2 separate regions of the Homo sapiens genome follow, and region 1 is linked to region 2. Evidence: read pairs that join two places in POLR2A ChIA-PET (ENCODE). Cell type or tissue: K562. All regions are shown on one strand. Links, peaks and the distances in the headings refer to the core of each region. The heading gives the core; the rest is flanking DNA.

The links. Peaks named below come from ENCODE experiments on the same cell type or tissue, not always from the same donor. Only the 100,000 strongest peaks of a DNase experiment are listed, where the experiment ranks them.
Region 1: POLR2A ChIA-PET joins it to region 2 with 12 read pairs; 19 of 35 experiments call an interaction of 5 or more read pairs at or near these places.

The regions. Positions count from the first base shown.
Region 1 is chr11:65,469,103-65,484,824 of GRCh38, reverse strand. It overlaps ENEMAL (enhancer lncRNA neighbor of NEAT1 and MALAT1), which reads left to right and starts at 7,338. Exons shown (of 1, transcript NR_186313.1): 1 at 7,338-8,048. RefSeq lists enhancers at 2,737-3,331, 7,025-7,114, 6,950-7,545, 12,586-12,665, 12,986-13,531, cis regulatory regions at 5,028-5,251, 12,317-12,876 and silencers at 7,285-7,414, 13,206-13,285. In K562, for the core only: a CTCF peak has its summit at 6,047; DNase peaks (open chromatin) are centred at 5,924, 7,244 and 8,361; H3K4me3 peaks cover 2,500 bases.
Region 2 is chr11:65,367,490-65,381,236 of GRCh38, reverse strand. SLC25A45 (solute carrier family 25 member 45) reads left to right here. Exons shown (of 7, transcript NM_182556.4): 3 at 1,062-1,105; 4 at 1,299-1,370; 5 at 1,676-1,861; 6 at 4,161-4,419; 7 at 4,562-6,045. The coding sequence ends at 4,830. It also overlaps a transcript of FRMD8 not described here. Among named protein-coding and RNA genes, the nearest start is that of SLC25A45, 8.3 kb to the left of the region's middle. RefSeq lists an enhancer at 4,112-4,612. In K562, for the core only: no CTCF peak of the experiment used is centred there; a DNase peak (open chromatin) is centred at 9,826.

The DNA of each region.
Region 1 (15,722 bases), core at 5,921-8,420, 110 kb before region 2:
TCGAATCACGAGGTCAGAAGTTCGAGCTAACCTGGTCAACATGGTGAAACCCCATCTCTACTAAAAATGCAAAAATCAGCCAGGCCTAGTGGTGCATGCCTGTAATCCCAGCTACTTGGGAGGCTGAGGCAGGAGACTCACTTGAACCCAGGAGTCGGAGTTTGCAGTGAGCCAAGATCACGCCACTGCACTCCAGCCTGGGTGACAGAGCAAGATTCCGTCTCAAAAAAATTCTCAAAAAATAAAATAAAAAGTAAAAAGAATAGTTTAGGGCCAGGCGCGGTGGCTCACGCCTGTAATCCCAGAACTTTGGGAGGCTGAGGCGGGTGGATCACCTGAGGTCGGGAGTTCGAGACCAGCCTGACCAACATGGAGAAACCCCATCTCTACTAAAAATACTAAATTAGCCTGGCATGGTGGCGCATGCTTGCAATCCCAGCTACTCAGGAGGCTGAGGTAGGAGAATCGCTTGAACCCGGGAGGCGGAGGTTGTGGTGAGCCGAGATAGTGCCACTGCACTCCAGCCTGGGCAACAAGAGCAAAACTCTGTCTCAAAAAGAGAGAGAGAAAAAAAGAATAGTTTAATGAATCCCCATGTTATTCATACCCAGCTCCAACAGTTACTAACTCCTGCCACTTCCCTTCCATCTAAACTCCCAATCCCTTGAAGGGGATCAGAATATCTCAGCCCCACCAAATGCTACTTTGGTATAAGGATAATTCTGAACTGAGGCATTTGAGATCGGACAGATGCAGAGAGAGCCTTTCTGGAACTTTCCTTATCTGACTACAAGCAAAAACTCCTAGAAATGAGGACTGCCATAAATATCCTCTTCCAGGAAGGTTTATGGTCATGAAGACAGAAAGTCAGGCCAGGCACTGTGGCTCACGCCTGTAGTCCCAGCACTTTGGGAGGCCGAGGCGCGCGGATCACGAGGCCAGGAGATCAAGACCGTCTTGGCTAACACAGTGAAACCCCGTTTCTACTACACACACACACACACACACACACACACACACACACACACACACACAATTAGCCGGGTGTGGTGGCGGGTGCCTGTAGTCCCAGCTACTCGGGAGGCTGAGGCAGGAGAATGGTGTGAACCCAGGAGGCGGAGCTTGCAGTGAGCCGAGATCATGCCACTGCACTCCAGCCTGGGCGAGAGAGCAAGACTCCGTCTCAAAAAAAAAAAAAAAAAAAAAAAAAAAAAGGACAGTCGGCACTGAGATGAAACTGCACAAACAAATCTTACTAAATTCAGAGTGATCTTCCACTAGTTTTCCCCATATATTTACCATCCCACGGTTTTGTAGCCCCCAGAAGCTTAAAACCGTTTTCCCTTTGCCTTGTCACATCTTCACGATGTACTGCTATCTTGAAAATGATATGTAAGCTCTCAGGCCAGGCAGTAAGAGGGTGGAAGAAAGTGTTTCTTCTTTCTTTGTAACCCCCATTACCTGGAGTATTTTGAAACAAACCATAACTATTTTTATTTTCTTTTTTTTCTTTTTTTGAGAAGGAGTCTCGCTCTGTCCTCCAGGCTGGAGTGCAGTGGCATGATCTCGGCTCACTGCAAGCTCCGCCTCCCGTGTTCACGCCATTCTCCTGTCCCAGCCTCACGAGTAGCTGGGACTACAGGCGCCCGCCATCACGCCCGGCTAATTATTTTTTCTTTTTTTTTTTTTTTTAGTAGAGACTGGGGTTTCAACGTGTTAGCCAGGATGGTCTCGATCTCCTGACCTCGTGATCCACCCGCCTTGGCCTCCCAAAGTGCCGGGATTACAGGCGTCAGCCACTGCGGCCGGCCTATTTTTATTATTTTTTCAATTTGCAAAACAATTTTTATATAATCAAAATCCTATTAGCATTTTCACACCTAAAAAAATTAACCGGGGAGCCTCTCTGAACCTATTCTGGTTCAAGGACTGCCTGAAAACAAAACAAAACAAACAGAAAACTTTTTTTTAGTATTAATCTTCAAATACACAGTTTGCCTCAATATTTTTTGAGAGTTGGTTTGTTCAATCAGGACCTAAGTGGAATCTGCACATTTCCTTGGATTTCCATGTCTCTTAAGATTCTAGCATACTCTATAGGTTTCCTCTCCCCACCTTTTTTCCCCCTGAAATTTATTTGCTGAAGAATCTGGGTGGTTTGCCTTTGGAATTTTCCACATTCTGGATTTTGCCCATCATATCCCTGTGGTGTGGTATGACATAGTCTTCTGTTCCCTCTGCATTTCCTATAAACAAGTGATTAGATCTAGAGGCTTGATCCAACCTGGGTTCCCCTTTCTTTTTTTTTTTTGAGACAGGGTCTTGGTCTGTCACTCAGGCTGGAGGGTAGTAGCACAATCATGGCTCACTGCAGCCTCAGCCTTCCAGGGTGAAGTGATCCTCCCACTTACCACAGCCTCTCAAATAGTTGGGACTACAGGCGCACGCCACCACCAAGCCTGGCAATTTTTTTTTGTATTTTGTGTAGAAATGGGGTTTTACAATGTTGCCCAGGCTGCTTTTTCTTTTTCTTTTTCTTTTTTTTTTTTTTTGAGATGGAGTTTCGCTCTTGTTGCCCAGGCTGGGGTGCCATGGTGCAATCTCAGCTCACCACAACCTCCACCTCCTGGGTTCAAGCAATTCTCCTGCCTCAGCCTCCCAAGTAGCTGGGATTACAGGCATGCACCACCACACCCAGCTAAGTTTTGTATTTTTAGTAGAGACAGGTTTTCTCCATGTTCGTCAGGCTGGTCTGGAACTCCTGACCTCAGGTGATCCACCTGCCTCAGCCTCCCAAAGTGCTGGGATTACAGGCTTTTTTTTTTTTTAAAAAAGAATATTTTATAGATGATGTTGAAGTCATTCGATTAAAAAAAATGTAAACCAGAAAGCCGGGAGCCACACTTCTCTGATGGGAATTCAGTACATCCATTCCTCTTTGGTTTTAGCCATCGCCCCTGGGTCTGGCCAGAGCCCCCACAAAGCTCTTCTGTAGCCTTGCAGAGCTGCCCTTGCTGAGTCATTCCTTGGCATCCCACTCTCTGCTGATGCTGCTGATTTGGATGCTCAGTGAACAATGCCCTTAGTTAGGAAAGCTGCAGTCTGTTCTCATCAGCCACCACATCCCTATATGGAGACCTGTATGAGAAATTCCTTAGATATTAACTGCCAGCAAAAAATTTCCTTTCTCTGAGGAACTGGGATGCTTTTTCCCTAGAGGCAAGAAGAATCATGCAACTACCTTTGTTCCTCTTCCTTTCTCTTTGGCTCACAGAAGCTCAAAGCAATAACTGAGGCACAACTCTGGCAGTCGTACAGGACTCTGGCCTTTTTCCTTGGTCTTATCTTTTAGGTATGCATGAATTTTCTCTGCTTGATTCTTATTTTATTTCATATTTATTTATTTATTTATTTTTGAGACGGAATCTTGCTCTGTCGCCCAGGCTGGAGTGCGGTGGCGCAATCTCAGCTCACTGCAAGCTCCGCCTCCCGGGTTCATGCTATTCTCCTGCCTCAGCCTCCCAAGTAGCTGGGACTACAGGCACCGGCCACCACGCCCGGCTAATTTTTTGTATTTTTAATAGAGACGGGGTTTCACCGTGTTAGCCAGGATAGTCTCAATCTCCTGACCTTGTGATCCACCTGCCTCAGCCTCCCAAAGTGCTGGGATTACAGGTGTGAGCCACCACGCCCGGCTTATTTTTATTTTTATTATTATTATTTTTTGAGACAGAGTCTCACACTGTTGCCCAGGCTGGAGTGCAGTGGCACGATCTCGGCTCACTGCAACCTCCGCCTCCTGGGTTTAAGCGATTCTCCTGCCTCAGCCTCCCAAGTAGCTGGGATTACAGATGCACGCCACCTCGCCTGGCTAATTTTTGTATTTTTAGTAGAGATGGGATTTTGCCATGTTGGCCAGGCTGTTCTTGAACTCCTGACCTCAAGTCAGGATCCGCCCACTTCGGTCTCCCAAAGTGCTGGGATTACAGGTGTGAGCCACCGTGCCTGGCCATCTCTGCTTGATTTTTACCTCTCTCTCTCAATCTCATTGTATGTTGACAAGCTGACTCCAATTCTTTGTGTAAATGATTGATATAAAGAGTTAAAGGGAGGCTGGGTGTGGTGGCTCACTCCTGTAATCCCAGCACTTTGGGAGGCAGAGGCGAGCAGATCACCTGAGGTCAGGAGTTCGAGACCAGCCTGACAAACATGGAGAAATCCCGACTCTACTAAAAATACAAAATTAGCCGGGCATGGTGGTGCATGCCTGTAATCCCAACCACTCAGGAGGCTGAGGCAGGAGAATTGCTTGAACCCAGGAGGCAGAGGTTTCAGTGAGCCAAGATGGCGCCACTGTACTCCAGCCTGGGTGACAGATTGAGACTCCACCTCAAAACAAAAACCAAACAAACGAAAACCAAAAACAAACACGAAAAAGAAAAGAAAAATAAAAAAAATATTAGTAGCAGAGAAAGACCTAGTTTTCCTGACTTCTAGCTTCAATTCCTAACTTGATCTAGGACAGAACTTCATTCACTCAACAAACACCCTTTATGCAAGGTACAGCTAGTAAAAATAAGGCAGGAAAAAGGCAAGAATTCCACCTTCCTGGAGCTTACATTCTAGCAGAGGATTCGGGTAACAATCCTAGTGAATGAGCACTGTACATGTTCTGAGAAAATATAGGTGATGGAATAAAGGGAACAGAGGAGGGGACCAATTTTGACAAGGGTTGACAAGGAAAGTGACATTTGAGTGGAGAGTTAAAGGATGAGAATACACCAGCTTTGAGAAGAGGGGAAGATTTCAGATGGAGGGAAGAACAAGGGCGGGCAGAGGCGCCAGAGTGACAGAGTTGTCTCTCTGGGAGGTGAGCTCGCTCCCCCCACCTTCCACAGGGAGAGGGTTGTTCCTTCCCCCTGGCACATGTGGGAAATTTCCCAGTAATAGGTCCCCTGTCCTTTGCTTACAAGTTTGAAATACGCAGCCGTTCTCCCTGCCTCCAGACTTCAGCCACCACCACCTGCCTTGAAACAAATGCCCACATCTTTCCCAGGGGGTGCAGGCCCCCGGCCTTCCCACCCTTGAGCTGACGCCCAGTAAGGGATCTGGAGGCTGCAGGAGCCCTAGCTCCCTGCTCCAGGCCAAATAAGAGGCGCCACCTTCCTCTAGCTCATGGAAGTGGACATTTAGTCAGTGCTGATGTGGGGAATCCCTGAGGGGCCACTAGAGCACAAAAGTCAGTCTTAAGCCAGGGTGGCATAGCTAGGAGGGCTTCCAGGGAGAAGTGATTCACACCTCAAAAAAGCCTGAGAACATCAACCAAGAGGCTTGGGACTTTGTTTTATCACAGCTCGTTATGTAAACCAGTGGCCAGTCTCCAACACACAGTCTGTGCTCAGTAAACATCTGTTGAATGCACGAATGAGCCAGGCATAAGGGGGTGTTAACTTCAAAATGTTTTTAGTAGTAGTAGTGAGCTCCCTGTAAGTGAGAGAAGCCAGGGAGCTGTTAAATGGCTCCTCCTCTGGATTCTCGTCTTAGGGAAGGGTGAAGGCCTAGGACAGCCTAAATCTCTTCCATGCCAGGGCAGTGTGGGGGTAACCTACAGTCACCTGGAAAGGGAATCACATCCAAACAAAGCAATCCACATTCGCGGAGTGGGCTAAACTTAGAACCCCAGACCTCTCTGCCCCTCAGTGGCCGCTGGCCTAGTCCACCCGCGCCTGGCCGCACGACCCCCGGCCCTGAAAAGCCCTGGGCCTCGCCCCGTAACTCCCTCCTAGCTCTGGACGCTTGGGGCGGGCAGCGGGAGCTGACGCAGCTGCCAGCGCCCTTGGAAGACTCGGGCTCCGGGAGGCGAGGCGAGGCGCGACTGTGGGACGCAGTGCAAGCTGGGAGTCACCCCCTCGGCATGACCCCCTTCGCATCACCCCGGACGGAGCTCAGCCCGCCCCCGCAGCCAGAGCCCCTGCTGCTGCGGGGAGGGAAGGAGGAAAGGATGCGGCCCATTCTCCTTCCAGCTCTGGACCCACAGCAGCCCCTGAGGAGAGCAAAGGTCACCTGGTGGCCATCGAGCAGCCCAGGCAGAGGCAAAACTCTTTATCTGAGGAATTCAGAAGTAATGAGACTTCCCTATACCATTTGGTTCCTAGCTCCGGTCCAACAAAATTTCCAAGTAATTAGAATTTCTATACATCTCTGCAAATGCATGCCTGTCCAAACTCATTGTGCAACAACCCTTGCTGACTGGCATTAGGCACCAAAATGTCTACAAATGTAATCATTTATCATGACCTATGTGGCTAGTGTGGTCCAAGTTACCCTTAAGCTCCCTCTTTAAGGTCCATAAATGCCCCTAAGGAAAATCCCTAAGTCCTCTAGCTGAGGCGCCCCTCTGCACTCTTCTGTAGTGCTTTTTCTTTTTCTTTTAATTATTTTTATTTTTTTATTAATTATTATTATTATTTTTTTTGAGATGGAGTCTTGCCTCACTCTGTCTCCCAGGCTGGAGTGCAGTGGCCGGATCTCGGCTCACTGCAACCTCTGCCTCCTGGGTTCAAGCGATTCTCCTGCCTCAGCCTCCCAAGTAGCTGGGACTACAGGCAAGTGTCACCACTCCCAGCTAATTTTTGTATTTTTAGTAGAGACAGGGTTTCACCATGTTGGCCAGGCTGGTCTTGAACTACTGTCCCCAAGTGATCCACCCGCCTCGGTCTCCCAAAGTGCTGGGATTGCAGGCGTGAGCCACCGCGCCCTGCCTTGGTAGTGTTCTATATAATGAAACTTTCCTTTTCAAACCTACACTGCCCTCCGTAGTGCAAACCGAACAGCCAGTGCTGAGGCGCAGAGACGCCTCAGGCACCAGGTGGGAGCAGGCAGGAAAGGCACGTGTGCGAAAAGGGAGGAAAAGGGGACGGAGAGCTCACTGGCCAGGGGAACGGAGTCGGTGACAGAAAGGGCTGCTGGCCGTGTGGGGTGTGTGGGCTGTGTGGGGTGGGGTGTGTGGTGTGTGTGTTTTGCGTATTTTTAATAGAGACCGGGTCTGGCCAGGTTGCCCAGGCTGGTCTCAAACTCCCCTTCCCGTCCTGGAACCCCTTGGACTCCCCAGTTCGTAAGGCCAGTGCAGAGATCCTGGGGAGGGAGAAGCAGGGCCAGCTACCACCGCCCTTCCGCTCCAGACGGTCCCGCAGATTGGCCAATCCCGGCCGCCCAGCCAGATGCTTCCCGGTGACTCAGCGCCCGGCGTGTCACGTGACGGCGGGTGGGCACCCGCGCAGGGGCCGCTGGGAGTCCCGCGCTGCCTCCCCTGCCCCCGCGCCGGGGCCACGTCCCCCAGCCAGGTCCCTTCTTCCTGCCGTGTCCCCAGGGCAGGACCGCATCGGAGAGAGTCCGGGAGGAGGCCGCGCTCCTGGGGGCTGGAGACCCGGCGGCGGTGGCCACTGCGCGCTGTTCCAGCCTTGAGGGAGGGAACCGCGGGCCTGGGTCCGCCTTGGGATTTGGGAACCGGTTTCCTGCCGGGTTGACCTAACTTGAGCCTTCAGTAGTTCCGGGGCGGGTGTTGTGGTCTCCGTTCCAAAGTCGGGAAAACGGTATCTGGGCTGGCGAAGGGCCGCGAGGGTGGTGGGAGGACCCTGTGGCTGCGCCGAACAGACCGCGGGAACCCACACTGAGTGGGGTGGGACGGGCTGCCACCCCGGCTTTGTCAGCCCCATGCCCCCTTCTCGCCCTTCATCCTCTGCTCCCTCACTTAGGCTCCAATTCCTCCTGATTTTGTTCTGTTTTTCCCTTCGGGCATCCAAGGCAGCCACCTGCCCAGGCCTGGGCCTGTTCAAACACTGTCTCCGCTGTACTCCCTAGCTCCTTGAACCCCTACATTGTCTGCATTCAGGAAGTTTTGTGGCTTTTTAGGATTTTTTTTAAACACAGGGTCTGGCTCTGTTGCCCAGGCCGGAGTGCAGTAGTGTGATCATAGCTCACTGTAACCTCGAACTCCTGGGCTCCAGCCATAGGAAGCTTTTAATAAAACAACCTTTGCTCCGACCGCACCCTGGCCTTGCTGGATAAAGCCAGGCCTCTCTCTTGGGTTACAGCAGGCCCTTCAGGACTTGGCTGCCCCTCTCTGTTCCAGCTTCTCCTGATGTTCCTCGCTCACCCCAGAACTCCTTTCCCAAAACTGAGGGAACTCCAGCTTGTCCTTAAGATCTCAGCTCTGCCCAGTGGTCTCCTTAGACTGGGTGTGAGGGTCCCGCTGTGGACTCCCTGAGCTTAGGGAGAGGGCAGATTTGTTCCTGCTCTCTCAGGCCCAGTTTAGGCCTCAAGACAAGAGCCCAGGTTGTCTCCTCAGAGCTCAGAATGCTGCCACCACGTGTGGTCAGACCACTATTGGCCCAGCTCTAACCAGTAACTGGAGCAAGGCTTAGGATTGCTGAGAAAGATTGGGGGCAGCAGAGAAGCTTCTAAGAAAAGGTTAAATAACACACCTCTTTTTCTTGTTGTTGTTTTTGTTTTTTTGAGACGGAGTCTTGCTCTGTCGCCCAGGCTGGAGTGCAGAGGCGCGATCTCGGCTCACTGCAACCTCCGCCTCCTGGGTTCAAGCGATTCTCCTGCCGCAGCCTCCCAAGTAGCTGGGAGTACAGGCATGTGCCACCACGCCCAGCTAATTTTTGTATTTTTAGTAGAGATGGGATTTCACCATGTTGGCCAGGATCTCGATCTCCTGACCTCGTGATCCACCTGCCTTGGCCTCCCAAAGTGCTGGGATTACAGGCATGAGCCACCGCGCCCTGCGGATACTCCTCCATTAAGAAAAACATATTGGCCGGGCGCGTTGGCTCACGCCTGTAATCCCAGCACTTTGGGAGGCTGTGGCGGGTGGATCACGAGCTCAGGAGATCGAGACCATCCTGGCTAACATGGTGAAACCCGTCTCTACTAAAAATACAAAAAAAATAGCCGGGCGTGGGCCGGGCGCGGTGGCTCATGTCTGTAATCCCAGCACTTTGGGAGGCCGAGGCGGATGGATCACAAGGTAAGGAGATCGAGACCATCCTGGCTAACAGTGAAAGCCCGTCTCTACTAAAAATACAAAAAAATTAGCTGGGCATGGTGGCTGGCGCCTGTAGTCCCAGCTATTCGGGAGGCTGAGGCAGGAGAATGGTGTGAACCCGGGAGGCGGAGCTTGCAGTGAGCTGAGATCACGCCACTGCACTCCAGCCTGGGCAACAGAGCGAGACTCCATCTCAAAAAAAAAAAAAAAATTTGAAAAGGCAAAATGAAGACCAGTCCGAAAAGGTGGCCATAGGATGACCTTTGGGATTCTCTAGGCATGGCACCTCTCTGACTTATTCACCATTGATGAGGCTGGGCTCTGATGAGTAGATTGATAAGATATAGCTAGCTTCTGTCAGGTAGAAAAGATGACCCAAGATAATGGGCTTATTACCCTGCAGCGCAGCAGGTACTTTTGGATGTAACTCAGCAATCTTATTCCAGCATTGCTTTTTCAGTGCCTCTGAGTATTTCAGTCTCTCCAGTTCCCTTTGAACTAGTGTTTCCACCATTATAGTTTCTTAACACCTGAAGTAACCTTTGGTACATACATTAAAGACAGTCATGTTTATAACTTTGGAAATTATATCCTGTGACACATTTGGAGACTGTCTCACCAAGATGTCCAATTGGTTTTGGCTGCCAGAGCCAATTACACTTTGTTGCACGTGACATTTGCCTCATAGGTTCACCTGCCTCAGGCTTCCTGGCTCCATCCTGTGACTTATTATTTTTTTAATAATACCCAAGTACAGCTGGGTGTGGTTGCTCACACCTGCAATCCTAGCACTTTGGGAGGCTGAGGGGGGGTGGATCACCTGAGGTCAGGAGTTCAAGACCAGCCCGGCCAACACAGTGAAACCCTGTCTCCACTAAAAATACAAAAATTAGCCAGGTGTGGTGGTGGGCGCCTGTAATTCCAGCTACTTGGGAGGCTGAGGAAGGAGAATCGCTTGAACCCAGGAGGCAGAGATCTTGCAGTGAGCCGAGATCACACCACTGCACTCTCGCCTGAGTGACAGAGGCAGACTCCGTCTCAAAAACAAACAAACAAATAATACCCAAGTACATGGGTATTTTCTTTTAAAATTCAAACAGTAAAGTTAAAGTTGGTTGGACAATCACCTCCCATCCTAGGCCTGTTGTAAAGTTGACTACTGGCCAGTCACGGTGGCTCACACCTGTAATCCCAGCACTTTGGGAGGCCGAGGTGGGCAGATCACTTGAGGTCAGGAGTTTGAGACTAGCCTGGCCAACATGGCAAAACCCTGTCTCTACTAAAAATACAATAATTAGCCAGGTGTGGTGGCATGCACCTGTGGTCCCAGCTAATGGGGAGGCTGAGGTGGGAGGATTGCTTGAGCTCGGGAGGCAGAGGTTGCACTGAGCAGAGATGCCCCATTCCACTCCACCCCAGGTGACAGAACCAGACCCTGTCTCACAAAAACAAAAAACAAAACAAAAAAAATGGTAGTATATGGGACCACTGTCACATATGTGGTCCATCATTGATGGACATGTCATTATTCAGTACATGACTATGTATGTATATATACACATACAAACATTTATAATGTGCTTGTGAATGTGTATATATATTCATATCACACACATGTAGATATATCCTAATATATGTATAAATAGTATATACATAATTGAAATACATCATTTTAATGGTTCAAGAACAGCCTAGGCAGCATAGGAAGACTCCATCTTGCCAAGACATTTAAAAAAAATTGGCCGGGCGCGGTGGCTCACACCTGTAATCCCAGCACTTTGGGAGGCCGAGGCAGGCAGATTGCCTGAGGTCAGAAGTTCAAGACCAGCCTGGCCAACATGGTGAAACCCCATCTCTACTAAAAATACAAAAATTAGCCAGGCGTGGTGGCAGGCGCCTGTAATCCCAGCTACTCGGGAAGCTGAGGCAGGAGAATCACTTGAACCTGGGAGACGGAGGTTGCAATGAGTGGAGATCACGCCATTGCACTCCAGCCTGGGCGACAGAGTGAGACTCCATCTCAAAAAATAAAAATAAAAATTAGCTGGGCATGGTGACGTGGGCCTGTAGTCCTAGCTACTCAGGAGCATGAGGCAGGAGGATCCCTTGAACACAGGAGTTTCAGGTTACAGTGAGCTACGATTATGCCACTACCCCACCCCCCCAGCCTGGGCAACAGAATGAAACTTTCTTTAAAAATTAAAAATTAAAAAACTAAAAAGGGAGAACTATTTTGGGACATGAGTCCTACCTACCTCACTCTTTTTATTGTTTTGGTGTTTATTTTCTTTAAAAAAGAAAAAAACAACAACAAAAACAGGGTCTCGCTGTCTCTCCCAGGCTGGAATGCAGTGACACCATCCTGGCTCACTGAAGCCTCAACCTCCTGAGCTCAAGCAATCCTTCTGCCTCAGCCTCCCAAGTAACTGAGACCACAGGCACGAACCACCATGCCTGGCTAATTTTTAAATATTTTGTGTAGAGATGGGGTCTTGCTATGTGACTCAGGGGGACCTCACTCTTTTTGTTTTTTGGTTTTTTGGTTTTTGTTTTTTGAAACAGTCTTGCTTTGTCACCATGCTGGAGTGCAGTGATGCAATCTCGGCTCACTGCAACCTCCGCCTCCTGGGTTCAAGCAATTCCCCTGCCTCAGCCTCCTAAGTAGCTGGGACTACAGGTGTGCACCACCACACCCGGCTAATTTTTTGTATTTTAGAAGAGATGGGATTTCACCATGTTGGCCAGGATGGTCTCGAACTGCTGACCTTGTGATCCACCCGCCTCGGCCTCCCCAAGTGCTGGGATTACAGGTGTGAGCCACTGTGCCCAGCCACTTTGTAACTGCTAACATGGCAACACAAACTATAAAATACCTATGAATAAATTAAAGGAATGTGCAAGACTTTGTGTAGAAATTTATAATTTTTTTTTTTTTTGAGACAGAGTTTCGCTCTTGTTGCCTAAGCTGGAGTGCAATGGCATGATCTCAACTCACTCCAACCTCCGCCTCCCAGATTCAGGCGATTCTCCTGCTTCAGCCTCCCGAGTAGCTGGGATTACAGGCGCCTGCTACCATGCCCGGCTAATTTTTTGTATTTTTAGTAGAGATGGAGTTTCACTATGTTGGCCAGGTTGGTCTCAAACTCCTGACCTCAGGTGATCCGCCTGCCTCGGCCTCCCAAAGTGCTGGGATTACAGGCGTGAGCCACCGTGCCCAGCCAATTTGTTGTTTTTAAATAACCTTGTTTACAACTTTGTAATATTGATAAATTTTATAAACAATGAGATGTATGAGGCAAAAAGTGAAAGCACACACACACACACACACACACACACACACACACACACACGGACTCTGCCTGAAGCAACAGCACTGTGTATTTTTCCAGAGCTTTTCTCTATCTTTATCTTTATGAGCATATTTCTGGAACTTGCGTTTGGGGGTTGAAGTGCTTCCTCACAGGGAGTTAAGCACACCTATAAATAGCTGTGACGCATCACGGACTGTGAAAAACACTGCAGCTGAGTCACCCGGTGTGTCGGGAACCTGCGTCAGGGAGAGTCATGAGCATGGGGTGGCTTCAGAGATGGAGTGGGGCCTTAATTAGGCCCGGAAGGATGAGCTGGTGGATAAGTTGGACAGGACATTCCAGGCAGGCACTTGGTCTAGAGGTGGGCTGATCATTTCTAAATGGCAGAACCCTGACAAACGTGAGACTGAGAGTCCACAGAGGGGCACGTGGGGCTGAGCTGAGAGGCCCCCAGGGCCAGCATCCTGGCCCATGCCTTATGGAAGGCCAGACTAGAAGCCCTGGGCCAGCCCCAGGAAATAGGAAGTTTCCAGGCCGTGGACCTCCTGTGCCCCTCAGGGTGGGGGCCATGGAAGAGCTCCTCTTTGTTGCAGGGAGGGGAAGTCTGTACCCCAAAAAGGTCTTCCCATAATCCTGGAGCTGGGAGTGTGCTCGATGCACCAATGGCAAATGGTGTGCAGCAAACGCGCTCCGTTCCTGGCACTCTTACCACTGTCAAGAGAGGGACCCCAGAACTCAGGAGGCAGCCACCAGCAATCAGCAGGAGCTGGCAGGGGAGGCAGACGGGCCTCCGTCTCTCTCCCATTTCTTAAATTGGCAGATGAATGATCTGCAGGGAATGGTCTGTCCTGAGTCGCAAGTCCCAGACCTTGGGAGTCCTTCCAGGGGTGCACACTGCCCCCTAAGGAGCTGGTGCACGAGGTGCAAGCTGGGGCCCTGTGGGGAGGGCTCCAGAGTGAGGTAGGACCTTCATCCCTTCAGCCTCTCCAAATACAGACTGGCAACAGAGAGTTCCTGGCAATGGTAGGCAGAGGCCCTGAGACAGCCAGCCCTGGCTCCAGGTCCGGCAGTGAGGAGGTGAAAGCAGGTCTGGAATTAAGATTTCCTGCCCGTCAGTCAGGTCCGGTCTGCCATGGGGCTTTTTCTTTTCCCTTCAAGAACCCAAAGCCAGCCAGGTACGGTGGCTCATGCCTGTAATCCAGCACTTTGGGAGGCTGAGGTGGGTGGATCACTTGGGGTCAGGAATTTGAGACCAGCCTGGCCAACATGGTGAAACCCTGTCTCTACTAAAAATACAAAAATTAGCCAAGTATGGTGGCACACACTTGTAATCCCAACTTCTCGGGAGGCTGAGGCAGGAGAATCGCTTGAACTCAGGAGGCAGAGATTGCAGTGAGCTGAGATCGAGCCAGTGCAGTCCAGCCTGGGCAACAGAGTGAGACTCCGTCTTAAAAAAAAAAAAAACAAAAAGCAAAAAACACAAAAGAACCAAGTGATCTGCAGGAACTGAAGAGGGAGGGAAGGGCAATCAGATTCTCTGCCCAGCTCGGCCCTAACTCAAAGGTGAGGACAGGCATGACCTGGCCTTATTTCCCATGCTCTGTAACTGGAGGGCTTGTAGCCCACAGGCCGGTGTGTGGCTAACAGGGCCCTTCTTTTTTCCTGCAGTTTGCTCTGTCTCCTGTTGCGTGTGTGCCTCATGTTTGCATGGTGTCTCTGCTTTTAGTTCTTTTCTGTTCTCCTGTTGAGCCCTGCCGAACTCTTCCTGTGTTCCTGGATCCTTCTGGCCCTGTATCTTATTGCGAGACAGTCACCCCCGGGCAGGAGTGGCCTGAGTTGGGCATTTTCAATCAGAGGGACTCTCCACATCAGCCTGTGGTAGGGCCCAGGAACATGTGCTCTTCCACTGAGGCTGCTGCCTGGTCACAGGAGCTGGACCTCTGCAGCCTGTGGACATCTCTCGGGTGTCTGTGTCCTTGGCTCAGGAGGTGTCAAGCAAAATGTCAGCTTATTTGCCAGGCACAGTGGCTCACACCTTTAATCTCAGCACTTTGGGAAGCAGAGGTGGGAGGATCGATCGTTTGAGTCCAGGAGTTAAGAGACCAGCCTAGGCAACATAGGGAGACCCCATCTCTAAGAAATATATATATATATATATATACACATATTTTTGAGACGGAGTTTCACTCTTGTTGCTCAGGCTGGAGCGCAATGGTGCAATCTCGGCTCGCTGCAACCTCCGCCTCCCGGGTTCAAGCGATTCTCCTGCCTCAGCCTCCCGAGTAGCTGGGATTACAGGCGCGCACCACTGCACCACCACACCTGGCTAATTTTTTGTGTTTTTAGTAGAGACAGGGTTTCACCATGGCCAGGCTGGTCATGAACTTCTGACCTCAGGTGATTTGCCCACCTCGGCCTTCCAGAGTGCTGGGATTACAGGTGTGAGCCACTGCGCCCGGCCTCTAAAAAATATATATATATTTTTTTGAGACAGAGTCTCACTCTGTCGCCAGGCTGGAGTGCAGTGGTGTGATCTCGGCTCACTGCAACCTCAGACTCTCTGGTTCAAGCAATTCTTCTGCCTCAGCCTCCCAAGTAGCTGGGATTACAGGCACGTGCCACCACGTCCAGCTAATTTTTATATTTTTAGTAGAGATGGGGTTTCACCATGTTGGCCAGAATGGTCTCGATCTCCTGATCTCATGATCCACCCACCTCGGCCTCCGAAAGTGCTGGGATTACAGGCGTGAGCCACCACGCCCGGCCTCTAAAAAATATTTTTAAAAAATTTAGTCAGCCGGGTGCGGTGGCTCATGCCTGTAATCCTAGCACTTTGGGAGGCCGAGGAGGTTGGATTACCTGAGGTCAGGAGTTCAAGACCAGCCTGGCCAACATGGCAAAACCCCATCTCTACTAAAAATAACAAAAATTAGCTGGGCATGGTGGCAGGTGCCTGTAATTCCAGCGTCTCCGGAGGCTGAGGCAGGAGAATCGCTTGAACCCAGGAGGCAGAGGTTGCAGTGAGCCAAGATCACGCCATTGTGCTCCAGCCTGGGCAACAAGAGTGAAACTCTGTCTGGAAAAAAAAAATTTTTTTTTTAGTCAGACATCCTGGCACATGTCTGTAGTCCCAGCTACTCAGGAGGCTGAGGCAGGAGGGATTGCTTGAGCCTGGGAGGTAAAGGCTACAGTGAGCTGTGATAGCACCACTGCACTGCAGCCTGGGTGAGACCCCATCTCAAAACAAAACAAAACAAGACAAAACCAAACCAAAAACCAACCAAACAAAAAACCCCTCAAACTGTCAGCTCATAAAGGCATGGGGAGGAGATGAGGCTGCAAGATGAGTCTATGAAATCAGG
Region 2 (13,747 bases), core at 8,604-11,103:
AGCCCTTAAGCTCAGGAGGTTGAAGCTGCAATGAGCCATGATCATGCCACTGCACTCCAGCCTGGACAACACCAGCAAGACCCTGTGTCAAAAAAAAAAAGTCTGGGTTCCGTGGAGCACCCCAGAGCCAGCTGTCCCCAGTCCTCTGGGGAGTGGCCGATGGGAAGAAGAGAGGAAGGCACAGGTGGGAGGGTGCTGCCTCTGCCTTCCAAGGCCACTCTGCCTGACACCTGCAGAGGGCGGGAGAGCCAGGTGAGCACCCTATACCTTGAGCCCTGCTCTCCAGGCCCACCCTGTTGGGCTTACAAAGGAAGTTCACCTTTGACCTCACCTGCTGTCCTGAGTCCCCTCTGGGCCTCTGCCCCACCTGGCTGTGGGCCGCAGTCCCGGGCCCTGAGGCCTGTTGTGCTGTGGTCCCAGCCCAGCTTCTGGGTGGCATTCCTCTTAGGAGAAAGAGAGGGACGTTCTGAACCTGCCTCCTGGGGGTGCGACCTCCCCCAAACTCCAGAACCAGCCTCTGCTGTGGAGGGCAGGGCTAGGCAGTGGGCAGGTGGAGGGGAGGGGAGAAGCTCCTCTGCAGGTGCCCAGGCATGACCCCCATCAGGGCCCTGCAGTTCTGCGTGGCCAGCTGGCAGCAGGGCCTGCTCTGGATCCCGGCGACGACATTATGAGTTGAAGAAAGAAGAGTAAAGCTCTCGGAGAGGTGGGAACCTGGGTGATTCTCCCAGAGTCCCGCGGCTCATAGGCGGTGGGATACCCGGGTATGGGCTCCAGCGAGGACACGTACGTCTTTGGCTGGCTCTTCCCTCTTGGGTGTGCATCCTCAGGTGGGGCCTGGGGTCTTAGTCCCTTGTCCCAGTGCCTTCCTGGCCCAGTGCCTGTGTGGAGGGGGTGGCAGGGGCAGCTGGAGTCTCTAGAGCTTGGCAGGAAGGTGGCTGCATGTGTCTGAGATGGCCCTGCTCTCCTTCCTCCTGCCTGAACCCCTCTTTCCTCTTGGCACAGACTTGCTTCCTGGGCCTGGCACGAGGGCCCTCACTCATAGCACCCTCTTGTCACCACAGGCGCTCTGGGCTTGGTCCTGGGACACCCGTTTGACACTGTAAAGGTGAGTTTAGGAGAGCTGCCAGAGGAATGAAAGATCTCACCTGACCCAAATGTCAGGGTGCCCTGAGATCAGGCCTGGCTAATCTTGCCTTTCCTGCCTCTCCTGCTGGTTGGCATCCCGCTTGAGGGGGCAGAGGGAAAGGTTGGCCCACCTGCCCATCCCGCCACCCTACCTGCTCTGTCCTCCCACCCAGGTGAGGCTGCAGACCCAGACCACCTACCGGGGCATCGTTGATTGCATGGTCAAGATTTACCGCCATGAGTCCGTGAGTGGCCCACTCCTTTGGGGTCCTTCCCCTTTCGGGGAGGCATCTGGGGCTGTTGGTACCAGCTTCCCTCTCCAGCAGGGTTCTGCTCCTGGAGGAGAGAAGACCAAGTCTGGGATCCTTGGGGGGCCTGGGTGGTAGCTTAGCACCCCAGAGGCGCAGCCTCAGCCCATCCCTGCCTGTCCCCACTTCCCTGTGGCAGGACTTGGGAGCAGTTTCCAGCCAGAGGCTGCCTTGCCAGGGGTGGAGAGGACAAAGGGGAGGCCCCACGGTGCCTACTCCGCTGCCACTGTGTCTCTCTGCAGCTCCTGGGCTTCTTCAAGGGAATGAGCTTCCCCATTGCCAGCATAGCTGTGGTCAACTCTGTCCTGTTTGGGGTCTATAGCAACACCCTGCTGGTGCTCACGGCCACCTCCCACCAGGAGCGGCGGGCCCAGCCGCCCAGCTACATGCACATCTTCCTAGCGGGCTGCACCGGGGGGTTCCTGCAGGTGAGGGGGCAGTGAGTGGGCACACACAGGTGTCATAGGGATGGTCATCTCGATCTGTCCTCTCCCACCCTGCCCTGGCGACCCACAGCTGTGGAGGCATAGGCCTCTTGGAGGGGAACAAGAGGCCTGTGCTATGGCCTTCCAGGCTGCAGGCCTCTGGGGGAGGGCTGTGGGGAACAGAGGGGGCAAAAGGCAGAGACAGCTGGTGGGCAGTGCCAAGAGGGTGCTGGGAGAAGCAGCCTGGGCCACTCGCTCCAGCTGACGGGGCTTGCCCCCCTCCAGAGGGGTCTGCCAGCCTCAGAGCTGTGGGGAGCCCACTCCCCAAGGAGACCTTTGACCCTGGAGAACCACCAGCACCCCGCAGAGCTGTGAGCCCAGCCCCTCTGGCCGGGTCCTGATGAGGTCCTGACACTCCCCTGGCCCTGCCTGGCTCTACACTTTGCCTGCAGTGCTTGGGTGCCCATGACCTGGGAGCCTCACCTGAGGCCCAGCCCAGCAGGGCATTAACCATTCAGGCACTGCCGTCATCTGGGCTTTGGGCTTTAGAGGGGTGGATGGAGGGAAGAGGGACCAGCTGCCGCCAGTGGGAACCGGTGCTGAATGGGTCCTGTGAGCATAAGCAGGGAGAGGGTGCGCCCGGCACCCACTGACACCCCAGCCGCAAGCCAGGGTCGCCCTCTCCTGGGCAGCTGCCCCCAGTTCCTTGTCACACTTCATGGGGCAGAGAGCAAGGACAAAGGACAAAGTCAGGCTGCTCCTTCAAATGAATTAATGATTAATGAGACCCCCGGAGGCCCCGGCTTTTCTTCTGCCCCTTCTTGTGCGAGGTGCCACCTATAGGTTTCCTGAGCCCCGCGAGCCACATCCCACAAACACAAGGAAGAGAACCGAAGCCCTAAGCTAAGTGGCCAGGCCCGGCTTCTAAGTCACCCTGCCCCCCCAGCTCTTTGGAAAGCAGAAGTGGGGACTGTGAGGGCCGCTGATGGAGCCTGGGTTTACAGTGAAACCTGTGGCTTTAGTTTAACAGAGTCTTAAAGGAAAAATGTGTTTTAGTGTGGAGTGGGAAGAAGAGGCAGGGACTGACAGCCTCTGACGGGCACAGACGTTGCCCTGGTCTTCGCCGAAGCTGACCTTCTGAAATGGCATCTGACACTCCACCACCCCTGTGGGGGTGTCTGTCACCTGGTGTCAGCCTAGCCCTGTCCTCAGCCCCCAGGAGCTCAGGGCTCAGAACACCTCCTGAAGCCCTGAGCTCAGCCCTGCCAGCACGCTCTAGAGGGTGGCACAAGGCCCCATCTCCCAAGGGATGGTACCTAACCTACGACCCTTACTCCTGGGACCAAAGTAAACAAGCGAAGACTTGGCCTGCCACACCCTAAGTACCACCACCCACCACCAGAGGCGACCGCCAGCCCCCGTCGCCATCAGCCATCTCCAGGGCTGAGGAACTGAGCCCATGTACCTGTCACAAAACAAACAAGCAAAAAACAGATAAATCCCTCAGAGACAGGCTAGCCTTGACATGGACCCCGATTCTCACCTGGACTCCAAAAGCTATCTTGACCTACTGGCATCTCTGACCCAAATCTTAATTGCCCCCATCGCCCTCTACATCCCCCCAGCACTGACCCTCACCAGGACTCCAGCCCCAATTCCATCCCAAATCTGTGTAGCATCTGCTTCTGCCGATTCTAAGAGCCCTAGCACCTGCCAAGTCCCCCCATTACCCACCTTCCCACACTCAGAAGCCTCTTTGGTGGGATGCTAATGGGAAGGAGTCTTGCCTCTCTGGAGGCAGGAGGGGCTGGCCTTGTGCCCCTCCGGGCCTCTGAGAGGTGGGCGCAGGAGAACAGCACTCACGAGGGGACCTCCTTCACCCTGGGAAAGGGTGGTTTCTTTGCTATTTCACAGTCACAGGCTGAATCCTTCACTTGGCCCTGCCCACCGTACAGGTATGCTCACTGCCGGCTTTAGGGAGGCCAGAAACCAACCTGCTCCTGCAAAAAGAATCCAGGCTTGTTCTGAGTGCCTGCTGTAGGCCAGGCAAGTTGGTCACTGTTGCATGAGGGGCAGTGCCTCTCACTCTTGGGCCTGATGCCAAGGGAGGTGGCCTGTCCCGGTCGCATGCAGACATCCTGGCCATCCCAGCCACACATGCACGTGAGAGGCTGGGTGCCGGCAGGGTTCCTGAGGGACTGGAAGATGTGGCCCCCTGCCTGCCTCCTTCCTCTTGTGAATATAAGGGGCCAGTTCCCAGCCCAAAGCCCCACCCGGGGCCCTCATGTTTCATCACCAACAGGCCTACTGTCTGGCTCCTTTTGACCTCATCAAAGTCCGGCTACAAAACCAGACAGAGCCAAGGGCCCAGCCAGGGAGCCCCCCACCCCGGTACCAGGGGCCCGTGCACTGTGCAGCCTCCATCTTCCGGGAGGAGGGGCCCCGGGGGCTGTTCCGAGGAGCCTGGGCCCTGACGCTGAGGGACACCCCCACGGTGGGGATCTACTTCATCACCTATGAAGGGCTCTGTCGCCAGTACACACCAGAAGGCCAGAATCCCAGTAAGTAAAGTGGCGTGAGAGGATGGGGGACAGAGGTGTGGGTAGCAGGCAGGGTCCAGCGGGGACTGGGGAAGGAAACTAGGGTCTGGGGAGGATGCTCTGTTCTGGGTCTGACCCCTGCTCTGGGCTCTCTCTGCCCCAGGCTCAGCCACGGTGCTGGTGGCAGGGGGCTTTGCAGGCATTGCTTCCTGGGTGGCAGCCACGCCCTTAGACATGATCAAGTCCCGGATGCAGATGGATGGACTGAGACGCAGAGTGTACCAGGGGATGCTGGACTGCATGGTGAGCAGCATCCGGCAGGAAGGACTGGGAGTCTTCTTCCGGGGGGTCACCATCAACAGTGCCCGCGCCTTTCCCGTCAATGCTGTCACCTTCCTCAGCTACGAATATCTCCTCCGCTGGTGGGGATGAGCCCTGCGGCAATGCCAGCAGCTCCCCATCAGGCCCACGGCCTGGAGGCCAGTTTGAGATTGGAGGCCAGGTTGAAAGCTTGCAAATCAGTGCAAGAGGCTCAGCCCTTCCTAACCAAGGTGCCTCCCACCCGCGCAGATCTGGGCTGGGCAGACACCTGTGGGAGCCGGAAGCCAGGGGGCCTGTGCAGCCTCCCTGTGTAGCTGGCCTTGACTCCTTTGCCTCCCACATCTGTGAAACAGGGAGCATGAGGCACAAGTGAGCTGGCAAGTGGTGCTGGTGACATCCCAGCTCCTGTCCTGTGCCTTCACCTCTTTTTTTTTTTTTTTTTTTTTTTGAGATGGAGTCTTTCTCTGTCACCCAGGCTGGAATGCAGTGGCGTGATCTCGGCTCACTGCAACCTCCGCCTTTCCACCTTCCGGGTTCAAGCAACTCTCCTGCCTCAGCCTCCCAAGTAGCTGGGACTATAGGCGCCCGCCACCACACCCAGCTAAATTTTTGTATTTTTAGTAGAGACAGGGTTTCACCATGTCAGCCAGGATGGTCTTGATCTCCTGACTTTGTGATCCGCCCGCGTCGGCCTCTCAAAGTGCTGGGATTACAGGCGTGAGCCACCGCGCCCGGCTGCCTTCACCTCTTAAGGAGCTCTGAGACTCCACTTCTGAGAGTCCCTGCGGCCTCCCACCTCCCTGCCTTTCAAAGCTCTCTCCCCCATGACCCAGGATAACCCTATGTCTCCTCCCCCAGAATCCTTCAGTGGCTCTCATCACCTTCAGGAAAAGCCCAAACTCCTTCCACCCTCCAGGTTCCTCCCTCCCCACGAGGCTTTGTTCTCCTGGGGTTGCTTCCTGGACCCTGAACAAGTTGTGCTCTCATTGGCCGGGCCTGGCCAGCAGTGCACAGTGCCTGGCAGGTTGACTCTACCATCCCCGGGGCTGGCCCCGCTCTCCTCCGAGACCCAGGCTGAGCCCAGTCCCCTCACCCTTCCTTGACTTACCTCCCCACCTGAGGCTGACTTTGGGGTTCCCAGACACCCTACCCACACACATGCCTTGATCATAGCACTTGCCTGCGCTTCTTCAGAGTCATTAATTTGCTTCTCGGCTTCCCCACTGGACTGTGAGCTGCCTGAGGTCAGGGATTGCGCTTTGGATGGTTTCCAGCCTGAGCCTGGTGCTTGAACAGACGTGTGCAATAAATGCTCGTTAAATGATGCGACTGCACTCCTGACCTGTCTCTTCACGCCAGCTGCCACACCTGCTTCCCTGGTCTTGCCACACAGCTTTCTGTTGAACCTCCCAGCCCCCATTTTCCTGCTCTGACCCTTCTCGAGGTCACCTGCAGTGGAGGATGCTGGGAGCTGGGGGTCTGTCTGCTTTGCCCACTCCCAGCCAATGGTGCTTGTTTTCTTTTTCTTTTTCTCTATTTTTTCTTTTATTAGATACAGAGTCTCACTCTGTTGCCCAGGCTGGAGTGCAGTGGTGCCATTATAGCTCACTGTGGCCTTGAACTCCTGGACTCAAGTGATCTTCCCACCCTAGTCTTCTGAGTAGCTGGGACTACAGGTGTGTGCCACCGCACCTGGCTAATTTTTAATTTTTTTGTAGAGAGGAGGTCTCACTATGTTGCCCAGGCCGTCTTGAACTCCTGAGCACAGATAGCCCTCCCACCTTGGCCTCCCAAAGAGCTGGAGTTACAGGTGTGAGCCACTGTTGTTTTCTTTACCCATCTCACTTGCTCAGTGGGAATTAAAAACTGGCTGAGAGGGTTCTTTTAACTGACAACAAAATTGAGCATCAAGGGCCATTTGTACCCACTAATGTCCCTATCTGGTCTGAGATCAACGTGAGTCCACCTCATGGTGACCTGAATTCCTGCCATTTACTGGGGGCTCCCTGTAGAAACAATCACAGTGTTATGATCACAGTTGATAGAGAGGCAGCCTCGGCTCAGAGACATTATGTAACTTGTCCTAGGTCACACCGCGGGTAAATCATACAATTTGCTTAGATGCCTCTGAGCTTCCAGCCGCAGTGTCCAGTTACTTAGCTACCCTGCTCCACCTGGGCACATGGCTACCCTGCTCCACCTGGGCACATGGGGGTCTTCTGCGAGTCACCTAAGTTCAACTCCCCCCACACCACCCTGGGCTAGACCTGCCGGGACCATACTACGTCACGTGCTCATCAGAGCTCTCCTTCACCAGATCATGTGCTGCAGATGGCTGGAGGCCATCTGCAACTAGTTTTTGTATTTTTAGTAGAGATAGGGTTTCACCATGTTGGCCAGGCTGGCCTCGAACTCCTGGTCTTATGTGATCCACCCGCCTTGGCCTCCCAAAGCGTTGGGATTACAGGCGTGAGGCACCTGGCTCTGTCCTTGTTGCAACAGTTTAGGCCCTTGTTGCAACAGTTTAGCAAGCTTCATCCTGACTCAGTGGGTAAGGTACTGTGAGTTTCTAAGTCAGTGGTAATCCAAGTGTGGTCCATGGAGCAAAGCTTATTAGAAATGCAGCATCTGGCCAGACACAGTGGTTCACACCTGTAATTACAGCACTTTAGGAGGCCGAGGCAGGAGGACCACTTGAGGCTAGGAGTTCAAGACCAGCCTGGGCAACATAGTGAGACCTTGTATCTACCAAAAATTTAAACATTAGCCAGGTGTGGTGGCACTGTGCCTGTAGACAGAGCTGCTTGGGAGACTGAGGTGGGAGGACTGTTTGAACCTGGGAGGTTGAGGCTGCAGTGAGTTTTGATTGCGCCACTGTACTCCAGCGTGGGTGATGGAGCAAGACTCTGTCTCAAATAATAATAATGATAATAATTTTTAAAAAGATATGCAGCATCTCAGGCCCCACCCCAGACCTACCAAATCAGAATCTCTGAGGATGGGGCGCAGGAATCTGTGTTGTGAAAAGCTCTCCCAGGGATTTCTACACATGCTAAAGTTTAAGAATCGGTGTTCTGGGGGCTCCTGATCGTGGGAATGTGCTGCCCTTTCGGGCTGAGAAAGGTGTATGGTGGAAGAGACTCGAACTCCTAGTTTCTAGCAGTCTCTGCTCCTCCTATGGAAAACACAAGGTCCACCTGAGGCCGGTTCCCAGGTGCCTTGAGGCAGGCACTGCCCTTCCTGTGCCTCAGTTTCCTCTGTGATCCCTTTTTTTTTCTTTTGAGATGGTGTGTTGCTCTGTCACCCAGGCTGGGGTGCGGTGGCACGATCTCGGCTCACTGCAACTTCTGCTTCCTGGGTTCAAGTGATCCTCCTGCCTGGGACTACAGGTGCATGCCACCATGCCCGGCTAATTTTTTTGTACTTTTAGTAGAGACGGGGTTTTGCCATGTTGGCCAGCCTGGTCTGGAACTCCTGACCTCAAGTGATCCGCCCGCCTCAGCCTCCCAAAGTGCTGAGATTAACAGGCGTGAGCCACCACCCCCAGCTTTCCTCTGTGATCCCTTCTGATCGGACCATCTCTGAGCCCATCCAGCACCACCGCAGCGCCAGGGATTCCAGGCTGGACATTGCAGCGATGGTACAGCAGGTGTCAGAACACCACTGGGCAGCCCGTGGCTGGAAGGAAGCAAACAGGACGCATGAGGAGGAGGAGGTGGGCTCCTATAAACAGTGCAGGAAGTAGGCAGGAGGACAGGTCAGAGTGGTCCTCTGTTGTTTGCTATTTCTCATCAAATTACCAGTTAGCGGGAATTCCCATTTGGGTGCCCCTCTGTCTGAGAGAGAGCTGTTCTCCTTTTCCCTTTGCCTATTAAACCTCTGCTCCTAAACTCAAAACAACAACAACAAAACAGCAAGGGAGTAAAATGAAAAAAATCTATTTTTTTTGGCTTTAGTTAAATGGGCTCCCATTCTCCCTCTCTGGTTCTATCTAGAGGAGTCTCCTAAAGAGCCTGGAGTGCCCGTCCTCTAAACTCCACCTTTACAGCCAGAGAGAGTGGCCAGACTCAGGTGGGACCAGGGAGTTCCAGGCCCAAGTTCCTTCCACCAATCCATGGCAAAGGCTACCCACTGGGCTGGGAGAGCAGTCCTGGAGTGAGTTTAGGGTTTAGTATGGTGTGATTAGTGAGCAAATAACTCACTCCTGCACAGTGGCCCCAGGAGGAGATGCCACTATTGGAGGGGAGGGCAGAAAGACAAAGATGGGGCAGGAAGGGGCCAGAGAGATTCTAAAAATCTAGATGTTGGCTAGGCATGGTGGCTCTCATCTGTAATCCTAGCACTTTGGGATGCCAAGGTGGGCAGATCACCTGAAGTCAGGAGTTCGAGACCAGCCTGGCCAATATGGTGAAACCCCATCTCTACTAAAAACACAAAAATTAGCCAGGCGTGGTGGCACATGCCTGTAATCCCAACTACTAAGGAGGCTGAGGCAGGAGAATCTCTTGAACCCAGGTGGTGGAGGTTGAAGTGAGCTGAGATTGCCCCACTGCACTCCAGACTAGGTGACAGAGAGAGACTCTATCTCAAAAAACACAAAATTTAGCCGGGCTTCGTGGCTCATGCCTGTAATCTCAGCACTTTGGGAGGCCAAGGTGGGCAGATCACGAGGTCAGGAGATCGAGACCATCCTGGCTAACACAGTGAAACGCCGTCTCTACTAAAAATACAAAAAATTAGCCGGGCATGGTGGCACGCACCTGTAGTCACAGTTACTTGGGAGGCTGAGGCAGGAGAATCACCCGAACCAGAGAGGCGGAGGTTGCAGTGAGCCAAAATCGCGCCATTGCACTCCAGGCTGGATGACAGAGCGAGACTTCGTCTCAAAAAAAAGAAAACAAAACTAGATGTTTTTAATCAGCAGGGTCTCATAAGGCATGCGAAATTGCTTAAGGATTTAACAGATGGTATCTCAGGTTGCTGTTATTTTTGAGAACTCTTTTCGACAGAAGAAATCCCTAAGAACCAGGAGATAGTCTGTGAACCTGCTTTGAGGTTACAAAGGAGGTGGTGTCTGTCAGTCACTTGCAAAGAGCTGATAACTTGAGCAAACATGTTAAATAAAGTCCCATTGGACTCCTGTTGTCCAGCGTCATACTTCTTTTTTTAGCAATGACCACAGCTGAAGAAATTCCAGGAGACTAACTTATGTGTATAGTGACACTCCCTGTGGCTTTCCCCACCACACTCCAGCCTGGGGAAAGCTACATGCGCAGGGAAAGGGGGAAATGACACAACCACGAGATGACTCTGGCTTAAATAACTTTGACCAGACTCAGGAAACAGCTGAGCCAAGGGGGTCCATGCTGTGAATGTGACTTAACTGGTGTCTCCAGCCTGCTCAGGCTCCTGAGTGCCAGGCCCACACTGCTGTCTCTGGTCACACATCCTTAGATGTCCCAAAGGCACCTCAAGTTCCCCAGCCCGCCCTGCTGCCCTCAGCTCCCAGCCCAGGCCGATGCCTCAGAGGAGCTCTCCCTCTTCACCCCCGCCATGCCAAAAGAGTCTCTAACTCCTCTTAACCCTTTGAAAGATTTCTACTCCTTCCCAATTTTTTAGAGATGGGGGTCTCACTATGCTGCCCAGGCTGGTCTCGAATTCCTGGGCTCAAGTGATCCTCCTGTCTCAGCCTCCCAAAGTGCTGGGGTTACAGGCATGAGCTACTGCATCTGGCCTCGACTCCCTCTTTACCAATCCTAACAGCACAGCCCTGGTCCTGTCTCAGATCTGAACATGTACTTTAACTTTTTTTTTTTTTGAGACAGAGTCTTGCTCTATCGCCCAGGCTGGAGTGCAGTGGCAAGATCTCGGGTCACTGCGATGTCTGCTTCCCGGGTTTAAGCAATTCTCTGCCTCAGCCTCCCGAGTAGCTGGGATTACAGGCACCCGCCATCACACCCGGCTAATTTTTTGTATTTTTAGTAGAGATGGGGTTTCACCATCTTGGCCAGGCTAGTCTTGAACTCCTGATCTCATGATCTGCCTGCCTCGGCCTCCCAAAGTGCTGGGATTACAGGCGTGAGCCACCGCGCCTGGCCCAGGTACTTTAACTTTTGGCAGTACAATTCTCCCCAAGTCTCCCTGCTCCTCAGTGGCTTCCCAGTCCTCTGCAGAACCAGGGCAAGCTCCCTCCCGCAGCCTGCAAGGCTTGCAGGCGTGCACCTTCTCTTGGTTCCGTAAGCACATCAGGCTCCCTCCCACCACAAGACGTTTGCACATGCCCTTCTTTTTTGTTTTTTGAGACAGTCTCGCTCTGTTGCCCAGGCTGTAGTGCAGTGGCAGGATCAAAGCCCACTGCAGCCCCAACCTCTCAGGCTCAAGTATCCTCCCACCTTAGCCTCCCAAGTAGCTGGGATTACAAGTGTGTGCCACCTTGCCCAGCTAATTTTTATTTATATTTTATTTATTTATTTATTTATTTTTTTGGAGACAGAGTTTTACTCTCGTTGCCCAGGCTGGAATGCAATGGTGTGATCTTGGCTCACCGCAACTTCCACCTCCTGGGTTCAAGTGATTCTCCTGTCTCACCTCCCGAGTAGCTGGGATTACAGATATGTGCCACCATACCCGGCTCATTTTGTATTTTTAGTAGAGACGGGATTTCTCCATGTTGGTCAGGCTGGTCTCAAACTCCTGACCTCAGGTGATCCGCCCGCCTCGGCCTCCCAAAGTGCTGGGATTACAGGCATGAGCCACTATGCCCAGCCTAATTTTATTTATTTATTTATTTATTTTTGAGAGTTTTGCTCGTCGCCCAGGCTGGAGTGCAGTGGCTTGATCTCGGCTCATGTAACCCACCTCCCTGGTTCAAGCAATTCTCCTGTCTCAGCCTCCTCAATAGCTGGGATTACAGGTGCCCACCACCAAGCCTGGCTAATTTTTTGTATTTTTAGTAGAGACAGGGTTTCACCATGTTGGCCAGGATGGTCTGAAACTCCTGACCTCAGGTGATCCACCTGCCTCGGCCTCCCAAAGTGCTGGAATTACAGGCATGAGCCACTGCATCCAGCCTAATTTTTAATTTTTTTTTTTTTTTGTAAAAATGGGGTCTCATTATGTTGCCCAGGCTGTTTTTGAACTCCTGGGCTTAAGTGATCGTCTTGCCTCGGCCTCCCACAGTGCTGAGATTACAGGCATGAGACACTGTGCCCAGCCGCACATGCCCTCTGCCTGCCTGTGTGCCTCCCACCCAGCCTTCAGCTCTCAGTTCAGCCACACTTCCTTATGGAAACCTTGATCACATTCCTTTGACTTATGCCTGTTGTTTGGAATCACCTGGGGAGTTTGTGAAAATACAAATTGCTGGGTCCCACCCTCGAGTTTCTGGTTCAGTAGGCTTGGGGCGGGTCCAAGATTTGCCTTCCATTATGTTAGAGATAGGGTCTTACTATGTTGCCCAGATGCTGCTGCTGCTGCTGCTGAGAGCAACGCCTTGAGAACCACTGGCCCATGTTCTCACACTGTCCCCCTTCATCATTCTATAATGACACACTCTCATTCGTGTAACCCTTAGGTTATATCTGTCTCTCCTCTAAACTATGAGGTCTGGGAAGCAGAGACCCCTGTGTTAGCTCTTGTCAAAACTCTAGCTGGTAGACCGGGCGTGGTGGCTCACGCCTGTAATCCCAGCACTTTGGGAGGCCAAGGCAGGCAGATCACAAGGTCAGGAGATCAAGACCATCCTGGCTAACATGGTGAAACCCTGTCTCTACTAAAAATACAAAAAATTAGCCGGGCATGGTGGCGGGCACCTGTAGTCCCAGCTACTCGGGAGGCTGAGGCAGGAGAATGGCGTGAACCCGGGAGGCAGAGCTTGCAGTGAGCCGAGATTGCGCCACTGCACTCCAGCCTGGGCGACAGAGCAAGACTCCGTCTCAAAAAAACAAAACAAAACAAAACAAAACAAAACTCTAGCTGGCATACAGAGGTGCTCAGTAAATAGTTGTTGGCTGGGTGCAATGGCTCACACCTGTGATCCCAGCACTTTGGGAGGCCAGGATGGGAGGATCACTTGAGCCTAGGGGTTTGAGACCAGCCTGGAAAACATAGCGAGACCCCCGTCTCTGCAAAAATACAAAAAAATGGCCAAGCGCAGTGGCTCATGCTGTAATCCCAGCACTTTGGGAGGCCGAGGTGGGCGGATCACCTGAGGTCAGGAGTTTGAGACCAGCCCGGCCAACAGAGTGAAACCCCGTCTCTACTAAAAATATAAAAATTAGCCAGGTACGGTGGTGCATGCCTGTAGTCTCAGTCACTTGGGAGGCTGAGGCAGGAGAATCGCTTGAACCTGGGAACTGGAGGTTGCAGTGAGTCAGGATAATGCCACTGCACTCCAGCCTGGGTGACGGAGTGAGACTCCGTCTCAAAAAAAAAAACAAAAAAAAAAAACACCAAAAAAAATCCCAAAAACTTACCTGGGTATGGTGGCATGCAGCTGTGGCCTCAGCTCCTCAGGAGGCTGAGATGGGAGGATCGCTTGTGCCTGGGAGGTTGAGGCTGCAGTGAGCCATGAAGACGTATTGCACTCCAGCCTGGGCAACAGAGCAAGACACTGTCTCAAAAATAAGTAAATAAATAAATAGTTGTTGAACAAATGAGTGAATGAATAAATAAAAGGAAGCAAGCTGGTCTTCCCCACTTACCCTGTGGCAGGCTGGTGCTCCAGAATTTATGTAGTCCCCGCCTACTGGAAAGCAATTAGATTCTCTATCAGTGATAATAAACATAATTTTTAACTTTGGGAAGCTGAGGTGGAATAAGAATTAAAAGAAATTTAAAAATGTGTAAGCAGGCCGGGCGCCGTGGCTCATGCCTGTAATCCCAGCACTTTGGGAGGCTGAGGTGGGCAGATCACCTGAGGTCAGGAGTTAGAGAACATCCTGGCTAACACGGTGAAACCCCATCTCTACTAAAAATACAAAAAATTAGCTGGGTGTGGTGGTGGCGGGCGCCTGTAGTCCCAGCTACT